Regions from separate parts of the Mus musculus genome. Here region 2 is linked to region 1. The links are chromatin loops, found by intact Hi-C in ENCODE. Cell type or tissue: heart. All regions are shown on one strand. Each heading gives the region's core, and the rest is flanking DNA. Links, peaks and the distances in the headings are about the cores only.

Region 1 (8,725 bases), core at 274-8,273:
ATACATACGTGGCTTATTTATCTGTTTGCCCTGTTATCTCTAAGGTAGTACCTTCTAATTTCCCAGAGGAAAATTCCTACCTTAGGTTGTTGTTGGTGGTGGTGGTTTTTTTTTTTTTTTTTTTTTTTTGGTTTTTTGAGACAGGGTTTCTCTGTATAGCCCTGGCTGTCCTGGAACTTACTTTGTAGACCAGGCTGGCCTCGAACTCAGAAATCTCAAAGGCTGGCTCTGCCCACCCCCCCACCCCCCGAGTGCTGGGATTAAAGGCGTGCGCCACCTCGCTCTACCTTAGGTATTTTTAAGTTTTGCAAAACTAAGCATGAAAGAAATATGTAAAACACACAAAAGCTGGTTAATAAGTTATGCTATATTAAAATTAAGAACTATTTCTTTGTAAAAAAATTTTTTTTAAAGATTTATCATATTTTGCCTGAAGAGATGGCTCAGCAGTTAGGAGCAGATACAGCTCTTGCAGAGGACCAAAGTTCTAGCTAGTCCCAGCACCTACATCAGGCAGCTCATGGCTACTTGTTAGCGTCAGCTCCGGTGGAATCAATACCCTGCCCTCTTCCGGCCGCTGAGGAAAATGCACATACACAGACACACTGAAAATAAAGGTGAAGCATTTCTTTTTTTAAAAATGGGAAGAAATGAGGTTCTTAGGCAATCGCTTGTCAAAGAAATGCAAAGTAGAGCCACAGAACGAGGACAGACGTAAAACTGAGAACAGTGTGGAAGGGGTTCAGCTATCCGTCTCTCTGAGATGCTGCAAGGAACATAAATTGGGGCTGAAGAGATGGCTTAGCGATTAAGAGCTCTGCCTGCTCTTCCAAAGGTCCTGAGTTCAATTCCCTGCAACCACATGGTGGCTCACAACCATCTGTAATGGGATCTGATGCCCTCTGCTGGTGCGTCTGAAGACAGTGACAGTCTATTCACACACACACATATACATACATACATATATATCTTAAATTAACACAACTACTTTGGCAAACTGTTGGGGAAAATCTCTACCAAGCTGAACACACCACCACGTTCCAAGATATGACAATCTGATTCCTAGGTATGTGTCCAATGAAACAACACATTTCATTCACAAATATATACGTACAAGACTCTTCATAATACCAGCAGATGGGAAGAGATCTAAATTCCAATCGGCTGAAGGATGGGTAAATCATGGCATGCTCAGATCATGCACCTGTATGTAGCCAAGCAGAGAAATGAATCCTTGCTGTGGGCAAAGCAGGATTTTCTTTAATGTTACTTTAATGGTTACTGTTAAGAAGCCAGGCACAATTCCAGGTACTGACTAGTGGCCGCTTCTGGATGGTCCTGAATGCTTTTGTATGTGTGCAGCGATGCCTACAAGTGAAAGCCAGAGGTCAGCAGAGGTTGCTGCTGTATGGCTTCTCTCCACGTTGGTTTTTTTTGTTTTGTTTTTACATCTTAAGATTGTGTGTGCTTGTGTGTGCCTGAGGAGACTAGAGGACAACTCGCAGGAGACCGGTGGCTCCTTCTCCCACGTGAGTGGGTCCCAGGGATTGAACTCAGATTGTCAGGCAGGGCAGACGCTTCGGCCTGCTGTGCCGCCTCACCAACCCCGACCCTCCGTCTTTAGCTGGTTTTACTAGAGAGCTCAAGAGTGGGAAGGCAGAATAAAGAGATTGGCAACTGAACACAAAGGCCGCAGCAGCATCCTGTGGATGCGCTCAGGGAGAACTTGAGACTAAGCGGTTTGGAGGAGGCGCAAATGCAGATGAAGGTTGAGGGGGGCTGTGCTCCCCCTCCCCCATGCTGTGCTCCCCCTCCCCCGTGCCGTGCTCCCCCTCCCCCAGGGTGTGCTCCCCCTCCCCCATGCCGTGCTCCCCCTCCCCCATGCCGTGCTCCCTGCTTTCTGACCATTCTACACACACACACACACACACACACACACACACACACACACATACACACACACACACACCACTCCCTGGGGGAAGCCTTCCTGGGTCTCTCAGCCAATGTGTTAGACTCTCAACTGTGCTCACTGTAATTCTGCACTTAAAAGTCATGATGTGGGTTTCTAACTTCATTTCCTACTACCAGCCTAGCTCCGTGAGGTCGGGTGCTACTCTGGCTCACTGGGCCTCTGACACTCAACACTGACGGGCAATCCGTTAAGTACGTTAAATAAACCAATAAATGCATGAAGAATTAAGCATCTCCCAGTCTTCCAGGCGATGCTCAAGCTATCCATCCAAGGTCCATCTGTTCTGGGGGACCAAGGCAGAGACACCCGGAGAGACAGCACCAGATACCAAGGCAGGACCAGATGTAAAGACCTAGGCAGTGGGAAGAGAGATGTGTCGCTCACCTGTGGGAAGGAGGGCAGAGCAGACCAGAGACTGAAAAAAAAAAAAAATCAAACGTCTGGGATAGCAAGGACCACAGACTAGGTACATAGGACGACAGAAGCTGTGCTTTGAGTCCCTAGCAATAAATTCAAGGTGCTCTAGGTAAAGTTCTATAACTAGCTCGGGACAGGAAACCTCAAATATTAATAATTTTTTTCCTGGAGACTGATAGTACTAAAAAAAAAAACAGGAAAAAAGAAGAAAGCTGACACACACACACACACACACACACACACACACACACACAGAGATTTCCACCCACTCACCCACCACCTCCACCATGCCCTTTTCAATAAAAATGTCACTGGAATCAGGGATGTACTTTCTGAGTAATACAAAAAGTTATCAAGAGACAACAAATGTCTTCCCGAATGCTTTATCCCACACGCAACTGAATATGTCAGCTCTGTCGCTGGCTTCTCCTTTAAGAATCCCAGGTGGACTGTGTTCTTTTAACATACAATAGCATAGTTAGGAAGTACATTATTATTAATGGGCAGCGGCCCTCAGAGCTTCCTTGGGAACTTCTATAGATGATTCTCGGTCCCACCTCCCATGGGAATTCAGTGCCCTGGGCCTTTAGGAACCCCTCAAAGGGCAGTCTGGAAGCTGAGATCGCTGAGGTCCAGACAGTGGCTCTTCACACGGCTGGCCTTGGAACACAGCGAGGTCTGCAGGGCAGATAAAGTATCCTCACACAGACACTGAACAGAAAACCAAGGTCTTCAAGGAGGAAGCCGGGAAGGAAAGCAACAGGAGCCGCATGCCAACCACAGGCAGGGCTTTGCAAGGCCATTTCCCCCAGGCAACCTCTTATCCCTGTGCTAGCTAGCATCAGGGATGATCCTAGCACTGAAAACTGAACCGTGGCTGGTGATGCTTCCCAGCATGGCCCGAGTATATTTAGGGAGACTTTTCCCTCCTCCCTGATTGTCACACGAAGGCCTTGGAACCTAAGGACAGTGTCACTAAAAGTTGTTTCGTGAAAACTGCAGAATATTTTTCCGGCAATTGTCCCTAAAACAAACCTTGATAAGAGCTTGCTTGACATAGATGCTAAACTACATATTACCGAGCCAGGAGGTGTTTCCAGATTGTCTTGAAACTGTGTCTTAAACAATCTGGCTGGACAATAGATGCTGACAGATTGCCCTGTTTCCTGTACCGCAGCCATTGGGGAACTCGGGGGTTCTATGGCTTCCTTTATAAGCCTCTTAATTCCAAACAAAGCCAAAACCCAAACAGGAACACACTGGCCTCAGGAACCAGGGACATCACAGCTGCAGACCAAGCCACTGACATCATGGGAGCTGAGCCTATTTGCACAGTGTTTCAAATCAAAGAGCACTGGGGTAGCGGGAACACTGGCTGTGGGTTCTACTGTGATTCAGATCTTAATCAAAGATGATATTCTGAGAACATATTATAGAAAAAGCATGATCTCATTATGCACACAGCTGGGGCTCAGTAAATATTGCAGAGGGAATACATAGGTGCCTAGCATGGACAGGGAGTAGACATGCATTAAAAGGCACTGTTTGTTTATTACCATTGAGGCGGGGTCTCATGTAGCCAAGGCCTGAACATAAGGCTCTTAATCAATGCTAAGTTTCTGATGTGAACAGGAACTGACTATAGAATCCAGATTTTGTAGGGCTATCTTAATGTCAAATATCTCACACATTTATAAAGACTTCATTTCTATAATGTTATCCCTTTTAAAGCAACTCACTGGTGTTCAAAGGCAGTTGCTACTATAGCTGTTATATGCCTCTGGAAAAAGAAATTGGGCCTTTACTTTGAGAATGCACGTTTCAGGGCCCAGGGATGGAGCTCGGTGAAGTTGCTCAGTTTGTATAGCAGGCCTAGGGACCAGGATTTGATCTCCAGCCCTGTATAAACTGGGCAACATCCACCTGTGACCCCAAACCCTCAGGAGTAGGTGGAGGCAGGGATAGCAGAAACTTAAGGCCATAAGACTTTCAGAAAAAGACAAATGGATATTGATTCCATTTAATTTAATTTATTTGAGACAGGGTCTTATATAACCTAGGCTGGCCTAGATGCTTCGATGTGGTAAAGGAGAGACTTGAAAATCTTGGTGCTATTAGATGTCAAGGCATGCCCCACCACAACCAGATCTTTTAAAAGAAAACAGTCTGGATTTATAAACAAATGTGTTGAGTATTCTGTTAGTGAACCGTGGAACCTCGAGACTAGAGCCAACCCAGGTAATCACATTCAGGCTGACCTTGCCAATACTGCCATCTAGTGGCCAGCAGAGGAAAGCTCTTGCCTCCAACCCTACGACTTAGGGGGAGACACAGGTTGGCTGTGTTCTTGTTTACTGTGCAATCAATCACTCTCCGGCTGGCTATGTAACAATTTCTCTGCGGCTCAGCTTCTTTGTCCTGATCCTTCCTCCCTGCTGGGCTGAAGAAAGCTTTCTTCCTTCCTCTTTTTTCTTCCTAATTCTGAGCATCAACAGATGATGGATCTGCCTGACAGGGAGATTTCTAGCACAGAAAGGAACACAGCGTCCCCATCAGCCTCGTGATGACTCACCAAATCAATACCAATTCTCATCAATTATCAATATTTAATGGATGGGACATAGAAGGTTTATTTGGCCGCTGAGAGAATATCAGTGTTGCCTTTTCTTTTTTCTTTTTTTGCTGGGATCATGGAAGCTGGGCTGCATTTTTTTTTAAAACAATTTAGTCTTGGTGCAGGAAGGGAGGGGTGGGGGTGAGGGAAATCAACCAGGCCCTTAACAACCACATCACATGCTTTATGATTCTCCCAGGAAAAACATAAACCAGTTCTTCCACCACTGCCTCCGCCTGACAGGCAATGCCCCCAGGCTTTGGTTTGGAACCAGGATAAGGTGCCCGAACATTCTAAAGGAAGTGAGAATGCCTTCTGCAGATAAAACTTTACAGGAGTGCGGAGATGAGTCTGTGGATAAGGCACTCAGCATCCAGCCTGAGGACTGGAGTATGGGAGTTCGGATCCCAGCACCTACATAAAAACCAGGCAACATAAACCGGGCGTGGTGGCACATGCCTTTCATCCCAGCACTTGGGAGGCAGAGCCAGCCTCTGAGATTTCTGAGTTTGAGGCTAGCCTGGTCTACAAAGTGAGTTCCAGGACAGCCAGGGCTATACAGAGAAACCCTGTCTCGAAAAACCAAAAACCAAAAACCAAAAAAAAAAAAACAAAAAAAAAAAAAAAACAAAAAAAAAAAAAACAGGCAACATGGCCATCTGTAACCCTGGAGGCAGGCGGGCTCTCTGGCTGAGGAGAATCTACAAGCTCCTGGGTGAGTGAGAGGAGGTATCACATGGGTACAGACACACACTTACACGTAATTTAAAAAATAAGAGGAAACCAGGTGTGAGAGCTTATCCTTTAATCCCAGCACTCCTAAAGCAAAAGCAGGTGGGTCGCTTGCACATGCTTGTGAGACACACACACGGCCATGTGTACAGACCCCAGGGTTTGCTCTTAGGCACATGCTACAGGTCTGGTTATCATTTTACCTGTACATATTTTAGCACTGATCTCCCAAGACCAAGTTTATTTATGTATTTCAAAATCACAGTGAAACCACAGCACTCAAGAAAGCAAACACTGACCAAGCGTTTATCTTAGAGCTGACAGTAAGATTTTACAAATTATCCTGATCCTTCCTTTCCTCCTGTCCCGGGATGCAGTCTGAGACCACGCATACTTTACTGTCAGAGAGAAGACATACATACGTTTTTTAATAACCCCCTACCCTAGACAGAGATACAGGCAACCTGAGAGCCACACACTGGGAAACTGTCAACCAGTCTCCAGGATTTCTGCCTATAACCAGGGTCTTGGGGCCAAAGCGCTATGTCAGTTTCTGAGCCTATGCTACAAAGTTGCTTCCCAGAGGTACATAGCTCGGCAGCTGCCCCATCACTGGAGTGCTTCCTAAATCATTGTTGATGAAGTGACAGATTTTCCAGTCTATAGGTCAGGGCTGGGATTAGCCCAGAGGTCAAACAGAGAAAGAAAGTTCAAAAGTGCTGTCACCTTGCAATTATGTAACCAGGTGTCTTGGCTTGTTCCCTCAGAGTTGGTGTTACCAGACCCCAAATTCTCATCACTCTGTAACACCTGAGAATGAAGACCAGGACACAAGCACAGACTGACTCCCTCTCAGACACGTGTGGAAGAGACAGCTAGCATCTTCTTAAAAGGAGCATGGGGGAGGGGGAGTTTACATTGTGTATGATTTATTAGGCTTGCCAAATGCTTTAAAGTTCAATTCAGCCAAATGAATTAAAAATGAGTGGTTTGGAGCTGGAGAGATGGCTCAGCAGTTAAGGGCACTGACTGCTCTTCCAGAAGTCCTGAGTTCAATTCCCAGCAACCACATGGTGGCTCACAACCATCTGTAATGGGATTTGATGCCCTCTTCTGGTGTGTCTGAAGACAGCGACAGTGTATTCACATACATTAAATAAATAAATAAATAAATCTTTAAAAAAAGAAAAAAATGAGCGGTTTTAGTTTTTCCTTGTAAAGTACCCACATATGTACGCATCAACGCGGTTTCGTTCGATCAATTTTAATTATGTGCAGTTGGTAACAAAATTCTGAAGTGGCTCATGGAATCTCATCTTTTCCCTCATGGCTGTGACTCTCACAAACTGACCAACCCTATCTGTCCACTGTCCTTTCCTTTTCATGGCTTTCTGAATCTCTTAAATACAACCCTGCACATCTTCACAAAGGTGCAGTGCAGGCTCACTGTTACCGTTGGTTTCCATTGTTCACAGTGCTGAACAAGTGTAAAGTAAGGTCCAGGCTGCCCCAGCGGTCAGGAAGCAGAGATGGGAGAGGAAGCTAAATGGCTCTTGTCTCAAAGAATAAGGTGGGGGGAGGGAATGACAAAGAGTCCAACACCAACCCTGGGCCTATTCGGGCACACATACCCAACACACACACACACACACACACACACACACACACACACACACACACACACACCTACTAAGTTAGCAAAACAAGCCTGTTCATTAAAACAAGGCATGATCATATTTATTGCTAAATTAATGTTAAAATCCATTTTTTAAAAAACATCAAGCTTATATACCAAAAAAAGAAACAAAAAACTCCCACAACAGCAACAAAATACTTTTAAAACAATACTTTTTTTTTTAAAATAATACTTTTAAAGCTTAAAGCCTAGGGGCTGGAGAGACGGCACAGTGAGGTTAAGATAGCTGCTCTTCCAGAGGACCCTGGTTCAATTCCCAGCACCCACATGGCAGCTCACAACTGCCTGTAACTCCAATTCCAGGGGATCTGATATCCTCACAGACATACAAGGAAAGAAAAAAGCTTAACGTCTGCTAAACAACGATAATCACAAATGGTGTAAAAACAAAACTTTTTTTTTTGAAACTTGCATGTGCATTTATAAAATGGATCCTTTTCATCAGAAGTGCACTTAAGACTTAGCAATCAGTCTTGACTTTCACAAAACTCTACCATCTTCTCTTGCACCACCAATCCTCATGCTCCAAGACCACAACCGCAGAATTGGCTCATTTGTTCCCTGACCTTTAATTTGTTCAGAGAGGGGACCTCCCAAAGAAGACCCTGAGCCCCCAAAGCAGTGCTGAGATAATCTCTCCCGTCAGTTCAATCCAAACCAGAACCTGTAGTTAGCTCCCTTGTTCCCAGATGACTTCGAAATGTCAAAATAGTTTTCTTATTCGAGAGCCCAGGGTTTATCTTTAGTTTTTATTTATAGGTTGGACACCATGACACCGTGGTCAAAGCTAACAAAATAAAAAAGTTAGCCTGGGCGCCTGGAAGTTAAGAAGAGGCTTCAGCTCCTCTCAGAGCGCAGGATGGGAAGCAGGCTGAAGCCACAGGCGGTGAGAGGTGGCCTATAAACCGCTATAAAAAAAAGCGAAACAGGCTCCAGCCCTCCGGGCCTCAGCTACCTTCAATACTTCTGCCTCGGGGAAGAGGAAGCCAGGCCCAGCACAGGAAGGTGGCAGCCCTGGGTAGGTATGAGAAGCCTTTATCCTGGGGTATCACACAGGGCAAAGGCAACCAAAACTACCCAGGTCCCGAGTCCTCCCTCGTGTGACTCCTCTCCCCAGCTGATACCAGTTGAAGACAAGATTTTTATTAGTTATTTTAATGTTTGGGAAGATGTCATCAAGCCTTCAAGTAATCCCCAAATTCCGGCCTTCTACGAGGGTATTTTCGGTAGCCCCACCCCCTGCCCCAGGACCTGTAGATCTTGTTTATAATTACTTTTGGCTTCCTTTGTT
Region 2 (8,725 bases), core at 314-8,313, 260 kb before region 1:
TCTCCACAGGTCAAGGCTGGGAATGGGGACTGAAGAGCAGGAAAGACCAGAGTCCTTAGTCAAATAGAGCTAGGGAGGCAGTTGGTCCCTGGACAGAATGACCCCAGGACAGAATGATGGCCAGTAAGTGAAAGCAAACCGAGATTTCCATCTACCCAAAGACCCCATGAAAGATACAAAGAGTGGGTTAGATGCATCTGTGAGTGGCAATGCAGTGAACCGAGCAGACATCTCTGCACCCCTCCTGTACCCTGGGAGCAATGATGAGGTCACAGGCAGATAGATGGCAGCCTGGACTTGAGACTCAGGTCTAGCCCACCTGGAAAAACAGAGTTCCAAACAAACACTCAGCAGTTGAGCCAACTGGAGCCCCTGTCCTGACACCCAACTAGAGCCTGATCCCATGTCCCATGTGACCTTCCTCAGACCAGAGCAACGTCTCCCGGTCATGTCCACACTCCCCTAACTTGCCATGTGCTGGGACACACTGGACCTGCTCTGTAGCCTTGTAGATGAGTAGTTGCTAAGATGCAAAGCTCAGAGAGGGACAAGAGCCACAGGGAAGATTCAAGATCACATAGGGGAGAGGTGTTTACACCTGTTGCCAGCCAGAGGTAGGCCAGCTGACCCAATATGAAGCAGGTCTTTGTGTGCCTAGAATCTACTTTTGACTCTTTTTTTTTTTTCTTTACCTAAAGACTTTGAAATCCATTTCACAGAGACTGGGCCAGGCTAGGCAGTCATACCATATTAGTTCTCATAGAATCTCGACCGACCATTCCTGAATGAATGCCAGAACCTCTGGTCTTTTCTCTCCAGTTTCCTTTCCTTCAAGTGCTGTCCTGAGGGTTGTGGGGTACCATAGAAGTTCTCAGCCAGAAGAAACATGGGAACTAGGCAGAGGCTGTGAACTTGTGGGTGACTCCAGGAGGTAGGTCACTTGCTGTTTTGTTTGGTAAGCATCAGCAGAGAATTTTACCACTCTTGTCCGATAAAGTACAACCTTCCTCTTTTGAAGAAAGACCCAGAGAGAGCAATCAGAAGCAAAGAGTATAGATTTGACAGCTGAGAAACCATGCCTCATGCAGGCTGAGTCTCTTAGACTGCGGATACATTCTCCTCCACTCTCATGCTTCATTAAGGCAGCTGTAGGCTACAACTTGGGTTACGGCTTGAAGGCCATCCCAGAGCTTCCTCCAAGTCTAGGCTTTGGAGATAAGGCAGAGAGGTCCAGGGACCCAGCAAGCTTAAAGGAAGAGGGACCACTTAGGAAAAAAAGAGATACATCCTGACTCTGTCACCTGCCGTAAGGCTTGGGTTCTAGTCTCAAACCTGATGCCAACCTGCTGGGTGAGCTGCAACGAGTGCATATCCCTGTGTAAGCCTTGGCTGGATGAGGCGGTCCCAAAGCTCCACTCCTACTAACAGGCCGGATACAAGCCAGGCACGGGCTGTACTTACACGGCAGCACCCCAACCTCAAGCCCGGGACCCTGAAGTGGACACAGTTACTGATACAGTGGAACTTGGGAGCTGAGTCCACTCTTTTCTGAGCTGTCTAACGGCAAGTGAGACAGGCACTGCTCTATAGAGGCAGAAATAAAAGGAGACCCGACAAAGGGAAAAGCAAACTGCCAAGTCCCCTTTTCCTCCCTTGCACTCTTTGGTACTCATGGAAACAATATTCACTTGGAACAAGAAAAGGTCAGAGCCTACGGTGCCAAGACACATCCTCGGCAGAGCCTGTGTATTCGTACTGGAACATCAGGTCATTCCAAGGTCACCCTTTGTAGTGACCTCCCTGAGTAGCTGTCTCACTACAGCCCAAGGACCTCAGCTCTGTATATATAAAGCCTCCTGGACTCTAGTTCATAGCTAAGTCAGAGCTGTCCAGAGATGTAGAGAGGTATCCCACAAGAGTGGGTGACAGTCCCTGAAGGAGGAAGTCATTTGGCAGATCTCAAGGAATTACTGCCACACGCTGTTTCCTTTCTATCCCAAGTCTGTAATATCTAAGCCAAGATCTTTTGATTCTACCAGCAATCAAGTCTATATACCAGACACATGGTTCTGAGAGGAATCCCACTACTCTTGCAAAGAGTTATGATATATTTTTAAAAATAAATTGACTATAGTTCTTAGAGCCACCAAACTCCTTAGTGAATTAATACTTTATTCATGCTTGCTTGCCCCTAATATAGAATTGTGCAAGCCTTTTTTAAAGTCAGGTACTCACACCATAGCCCAGGCCAAACTGGTATTCATGGCAACCTTCCTTAGCCTCCCACATACTTGGATTACTGCCTGTGCTATTATGCTTAGGTGACATGTTTTAGTTATCCAACAAACTTCCCTTCATACTCTAAAATCCAGTGGTCCCAGTCAGGGGACAACCACTCACACAGACGCATGTGGTTTCCTCTGCAGCACAGCTGGACAGCTTGGTAGTTACCTGTCAGCCTAACTCACAGGGATAGCTTTACCTGGCTTCTAATTCCTGTAAGCAGATTTCCCTACACATGGTCCTCAGAACATAGCTGTCTCCGCTCTCTACTTCACAGATTCTCAGGATGCGCCCTAAGAGTTCCCAGATCTCTCTGGCTGACTGCCCCCCAGAACAGGATGTTCTCAGGTGGCGGCCAGGGGTTCCATCTTCCACAAGGCACTCCTAAACAAGAAGTTTCAGCGGAGATGTATCTGCCGACCCCTGACCCAGGCATGCTACTTTTTTACCTTCTTCCATGACCCCTGTTCTCTTCCCCATCCTGGAAATTACTTCTTTTTTTAAAAGTGGCAAATTCCCCAAACATGAGGCCAGATCTTCTCCAGCCCAGCACATAGCACTCAGTGGGAGGGGCCAGATACCAGGGATCCTGATCCCATGTGGTCTTGTGTGCTTTGCCTATTCGGACACTCAGTTTCTGTAACTGTGCAAAGGGCGGCCGAGGCCTTGCTCAAAAGCTACCAGTTACGCTAACTCTGTTGGACAGCCGGGGGAGAAGGGACTTTGGTCTTGGCAACCCATCTAACAAGCAGACTGAGAGTAACCATGACATTTGCTCAATTGTGATGGTCCCCAGAGCAGGGTCCTCCCTGGCAGCTCTCAGCTGTTCTTAGGCTAACATAACTTGCTAGGCAAAAGAGATAGCTGTAGAAATGGCAAGTGCTGTGTCAGCCCAGACTCTCCTAAAAGCCTCTGAAGAGCCCTTCCTCTAAAGCTGATGCCCAATGACTCTTCCTCTGGCCTTTCCCGGGGCATCTCCTGTGCAGCTTACATGGTGCTTGGCCATTTATCAACCCGACTTCTTGGCCACCCTTGAGCTGCCCTCTAACCTGGAGCTATCCCATAACTAAGTACAAAGCTCTCAGGAGATAGGTTCTGACTTGATTCATATTTTGCCTCACAGCCCAAATGGTGATTGATGTGAACCCCAAGGTGGACCATGATTTATGCTCAACGTTTTTGAGATATGACTGAGCCTAGCCAGTAGTCATTTCCAAGTTTGCCTGTAGCATCTAATAATACTTTACATATATTCATGTTGCCTTCTAGCCTCAATCTCTCTCTCTGTGGCTCTTTCTCTCTGTCTCTGTCTCTGTCTCTCTCTCTCTCTGTGAGTGTGAGTGTGTTTCCCTCCTTTTCTTTTCTTCCTCTCCTGATAACACTTCTGAGATAGACAATGCCATCCTGACATCTGTGCTGTAGGGAAGACAGGACAGGATCCAACGACAAGATTCTTAAACGGGGAGCAGAAAGCAGAGAATGCAGCTCGGCTGGCAGGTGCTTGCACAGTGTTCAGGAAGCCCTGGGTGCAATTCTCAGCTCTGCATAAACCAGGCATGGTAGTACACTCCAGAACTCAGAAGTCAGAGGCAGGAGGATCAGAAGTTCAAGGGCATCCCTGGCTACATAGCAAGTTCAAACTCAGTCTGGCCTACACAAGATCTTATCTTTAAAAAAAAAAAAAACACACACACACACAAAACAGTTATGTGTGTAAACAGTGGCCAGAGACTGAAGTGAGAACTTGCCTGTCTGACCCCTTTAGGGCTCAGTCCTCTAAAAAAAGGGGGGGCTTTTCTCACCTGCAGGAGTCCCACGAGGGCCACTATCCCTAAGAGAAGACCTGTATGCAGAGGAAAGATGGTGGTGGTGGGGGCATAAGGGGTGTGGGAAGCCAGGGAAGAGCCTTGAACCAGAGTTTCAGACCAGATGGATTGCCAGAAGCAACAGCAAGAGATGGGTGGGCATGCAGGGCACAGCCCGGGCGGGCAGCCAGGAAGCTGAGACCCAACCATGAAGGAGCCCTGCTATGCTGGAGAAGCAGCAGCCAGGCGCAGGCGGGACCCCTGCAGCTACCCTCTGAGGAGAAGGCGCACCCCTCCATCAAGGGCCCCAAAGGGTGATGAAGCCCTTGCCGGCTGACTCTCCTTGAGAGCTTCCAGGACTAACAGAAGCCCTCCCTCCCACAGCAGTGGCCGCCTGTCCACCCTCCCCCTGCCAGACGCATCTGTGGTCGGTGGCCTTTCTGCTTTTAGAGAAATGAGAAGTTTACCAGAGGGGTAGCTTCTGTAAAATCCATCAGCAAGTCGCCTGGCCCCAGGGTCAGGGAGCCTCCGTGGTCAGAGGGACTCTGCAAAGGGAGGAAGACGGGCCCTGGTTAGCGATACCCAGAGCAGATGGCAGGGCGCACAAGGGAAAAGGGTACACTTCTCTAGCCCTGAACGGCTCAGTGTGCAACTCCCTCCCACCCCTACCTCCACCTCCACCCCCGACATACTCCTCCCTCAGCGGTGTACAAAATGGGCAGGCTGAACCCCAACTTTCCCCTGAAATCTTCATGGATAGAAGTAGGGTAAAGTGCAGGATCTGTCCTGCTACAAATCACTCCCCCACCCCCATCCCCGGTTCTGGGGAAATGCTTTAAAGAGTCCCTAGAATACATAAATAGAACAAAGAAGCCATCTCTCATGGGAGAGCCAGGAGACCTGAAGGAGCTAAGTTGACCAGCAGCAGAATAATGGGAAGGAGGCTGCAGGAGGGTTGCTGGGACCTCTGAAGACAGTTCCAGACAATGTTTTGTCCTGCGCAGAGATGGCCACGAGAGGGCGCCCTGGAGCTTTGGGGAGAATTCTGTAGCTATCATTCCACACTCTAATACTGCAGCCTGGTCTTTAACCATCTGTGGGATACATGAAAGGAGCCTGCCTCCCACTTGGCAAACTGTAAGACGGAGTCCTGATTCCAGGCAGTGAAGCCAGTATGGTGGCTCACGTCTATAACCCTACTACTCAGTAGGCTAAGGCAGATTTCCCATGAGTTCCAAGCCATCCTGGGTTCATAGTTGTACTGGCTAGTTTTGTGTCAACTTGACACAGCTGGGGTTATCACAGAGAAAGGAGCTTCAGTTGAGGAAATGCCTCCATGAGATCCAACTGTAAGGCATTTTCTCAGTTAGTGATCAAGGGGGAAAGGCCCCTTGTGGGTGGGACCATCTCTGGGCTGGTAGTCTTGGGTTCTATAAGAGAGCAGTCTGAGCAAGCCAGGGGAGGCAAACCAGTAAAGAACATCCCTCCATGGCCTCTGCATCGGCTCCTGCTTTCTGACCTGCTTGAGTTCCAGTCCTGACTTCCTTGGTGATGAACAGCAGTATGGAAGTGTAAGCCGAATAAACCCTTTCCTCCCCAACTTGCTTCTTGGTCATGATGTTTGTGCAGGAATAGAAACCCTGACTAAGACAATAGTTAAGTACCAGACCAGCCTGCTATGCAGCAAAACTCTACCTTAAACAAAAACAAAACTCCAAAAAACAAAACAAAACAAAAACATTCCAGGATACAGTCTATAGAATTCCAGAGGGCCTCAGCCTGCTCGAGTCTATGCTGAGGGTCCAAACACATTGTTGTGCCTATTTTAGACATATGAGGTAAGGACATCAGGGAAGATGGGCCTCGTTCATGCAGGCTATGGGCCTGGATCTGTTTAGATGCTGCTAAGAGTGACCCTGGAACCCGATAAGTCTCAGGGATCCAGTGGCCCTCAGGAGCCCCAGTGAGGCTTCCTGACTGATCTAAGCATCGAGGCTGGCCCTCTCCTCTTCAGAAGGAGGAGAAGCTAAGGCTCAGGGGATGTGGGCCTTGAAGATGTGGGCCTATCAAAGCTATCACGGGTGCGTGACAGCAGGAGCTGGAACCCACTGGCTCCCATCTTGCTGCCTGGGAAGCGGTTCCCTGGACACACCTTTCCTTGAGAAGTTACATGGATCACAGGCATCTTTGGCTCAGCGTGTGCTCGGACAGGAACAGGATCAATGGTACTTGAACCAACTGCCAAAGATTGGCCATTGATAGAGTCACATGGAGAAAAGCAAGAACGGCTCACGTAAGGTCTCGGTTACCACCATCCACATGTGCAATTTTCTGAAATTTCAAGCTGACAGAGTGATGTGTCCCATTTTCAAACCATTAACACACCTTACCCAATGGGAGGTATGGATGGGAACATGTCTATGTTTTTTATTTCTCCAAGTTGTCCAGTATAGAAAGGCACCTGAGGCTACTGCTCTCCCCTTAGTTTTGTGATATTTTAAGATGGTTTAAAACACTTTTTTATCTTTAAATTTACATTCATTTGGTGTGTGTGTGTGTGTGTGTACACATGCCGCAGCATGGGAGTGTGTTATTAGAGGACAACTTTGGGAGTCAGTTCTCTCCTTCCATCATGTAGGTCTTGGGGATCAAATTCAGGTCATCAGGCTGGATATCAAGCACCTTTAGTTAATGAGCAATCTCACCAGCCCATAAGATAGAATTTTGATTGCTTGTTTGTTTGTTTGTTTGTTTTCAAGACAGGGTCTCACTATGTAGCCCTGGATGGATGTCCTGGAATTCACTAAGGAGACCAGGTTAACCTTGACCTCATAGAAATCTACCTGCCTCTGCCTCTCAGACTGCCAAGATTAAAGATGTATGTCTCCACACCAGGCTTTAAAGTCATCCAGGGAGACACAGCAATATACAACAACATCACCACCAAGCATCCCTTACGCGTCTCCTAAAGCACGGTGCACACTGGGTTTTTTTTTCTCTCTCTATTGTAAAATGTCTCTCATAAATGGCTGCCACATATCTTGGGATCAGAGTGTGTGAAAATATATTTTGCTACTTTTATTTTTAATTATCAATATTTTTTCCTTGGAACCAACCTGACTTTCTTCAATTTAAGGTTGGCATTGCTCTCTTAGAAACAAGTCTCATGCTAGCCTCAAACTTACTGCGTAGTGGAGTATGACCTTGACCTTCTGATCCTGCCTACTCTATATGTGCTGGGAATCAGATACATGGCTTTAACTCTACCAACTAAGTTAAGTTATCAGTCTGGTTTGACTGCTTGTCAATGCATGCATGCAACTGAGTATGTAAAATGTAAATGCTCATTCAATACGTGTATTACACCTGGGCCTCTTTCCCATACCTTGGCCCCTGGGGACAGCGGGCTCTTGACTTCTGACTTCTGAGGCGAGCTGACTTTCTGGATTTTGGGGGACGCCAGTGACACCGAAACTTGAGTGGCAGACATCGTGGTGGTGGTGGTGGTTGTGGTTGTGGCTGTGGTGGCTCCCACTGCCTCAGCAAGGTCTGGAGGGAGGTCATCTTCATCACTGCGGTTACTAAAAGCACATGAAGCTCTGCTCATTACAATAATACACAGGCTGTGAGGGGCACGGGGAGGGCGGGGCGGGGGCGGGGCAAAGCAAGAGGACAGGGCTCTCCAAATGGGTGCCAACTCAATGTCCACCATACAGGATCCAAGATGGAGACACACCTGGGCTGGACTTTCTGCCACTCCCCCACTCTGTGTGTGTGTGTGTGTGTGTCTGTGATTGTGGTGAACCACTCTCTCTCTCTCTCTCTCTCTCTCTCTCTCTCTCTCTCTCTCTCTTTCGGAACAGGCTTTCTCTGTGTACCCCTGGCTGTCCTGGAACTCACTTTATAGACCAGGCTGGCCTCAAACTCAGAAACCCACCTGCCTCTGCCTCCCAAGGGCTGGGATTAAAGGCGTGCACCATATATTTATTACTTTAATCATTTATAAAGGAATGATTCCATAGCATGACATCCTTCACAATTGTGTAGCCATCCCACTCTATATCCCCCAGTCTTGCATCAATTGTAACCAAAACTGTTTGATTACTGAGCAGGGACTCCCCATGGGCCTCTCTCACATCTCCCAGCAATCTTTAGTCCTGTCTTGTCCCCGTCTCCAGAATCTTGCCTATTCCTGAAACCTCACAGAGCTGTGGTATACATCAAAATGCCCTTTTCTCTTAGGTTGGGAAATGTTCTATTGCATGACCAATACCATACTTTCTTAGCTGCGTCTCTGCTAGCGGACCCTCAGCTGGACACTCACATCACAGTGTCATGGTAGCCTTGGAAGGATGAACATTCCTGCGAGGCTGCAGAAATCAAGCTCATGAACTGTCTCTCTAGCCCTTTATTTTTTCAGGTTTTTAAATTTATCTTTTATTTGTTTTTATTTATGGGTATATGTGTGGATACATGCATGTGTCCCCTTGGAGGCCAGAAGTATCAGGTCCCCACAGTGGGAGATACAGGATATGGATGCTGGGACTCCCAACTCCAGTCTTCTGAAAGAACAGTGCGGACTCTGAACTTACAAGCCATCTGCCGAGCCTGGTTTTCACTTAATTTTTTAAAAAGTT

Evidence for each region. A loop is a pair of places that touch in the nucleus more often than their neighbours do. Peaks named below come from ENCODE experiments on the same cell type or tissue, not always from the same donor. Only the 100,000 strongest peaks of a DNase experiment are listed, where the experiment ranks them.
Region 2: it touches region 1 in a loop (7-fold over the local background); 7 of 42 quality-filtered maps call a loop at or near these places.

The regions. Positions count from the first base shown.
Region 1 is chr4:57,270,626-57,279,350 of GRCm38, forward strand. The region is part of intron 1 of Ptpn3 (protein tyrosine phosphatase, non-receptor type 3); the gene reads right to left. Among named protein-coding and RNA genes, the nearest start is that of Gm12536, 25 kb to the right of the region's middle. In heart, for the core only: a CTCF peak has its summit at 595 (motif pointing left); DNase peaks (open chromatin) are centred at 3,656 and 4,706; H3K27me3 peaks cover 295 bases.
Region 2 is chr4:57,012,299-57,021,023 of GRCm38, forward strand. It overlaps Epb41l4b (erythrocyte membrane protein band 4.1 like 4b), which reads right to left. Exons shown (of 25, transcript NM_001355492.1): 21 at 7,474-7,660; 22 at 4,556-4,633. Among named protein-coding and RNA genes, the nearest start is that of Frrs1l, 26 kb to the left of the region's middle. In heart, for the core only: a CTCF peak has its summit at 5,106 (motif pointing right); no DNase peak of the experiment used is centred there; H3K27me3 peaks cover 2,623 bases.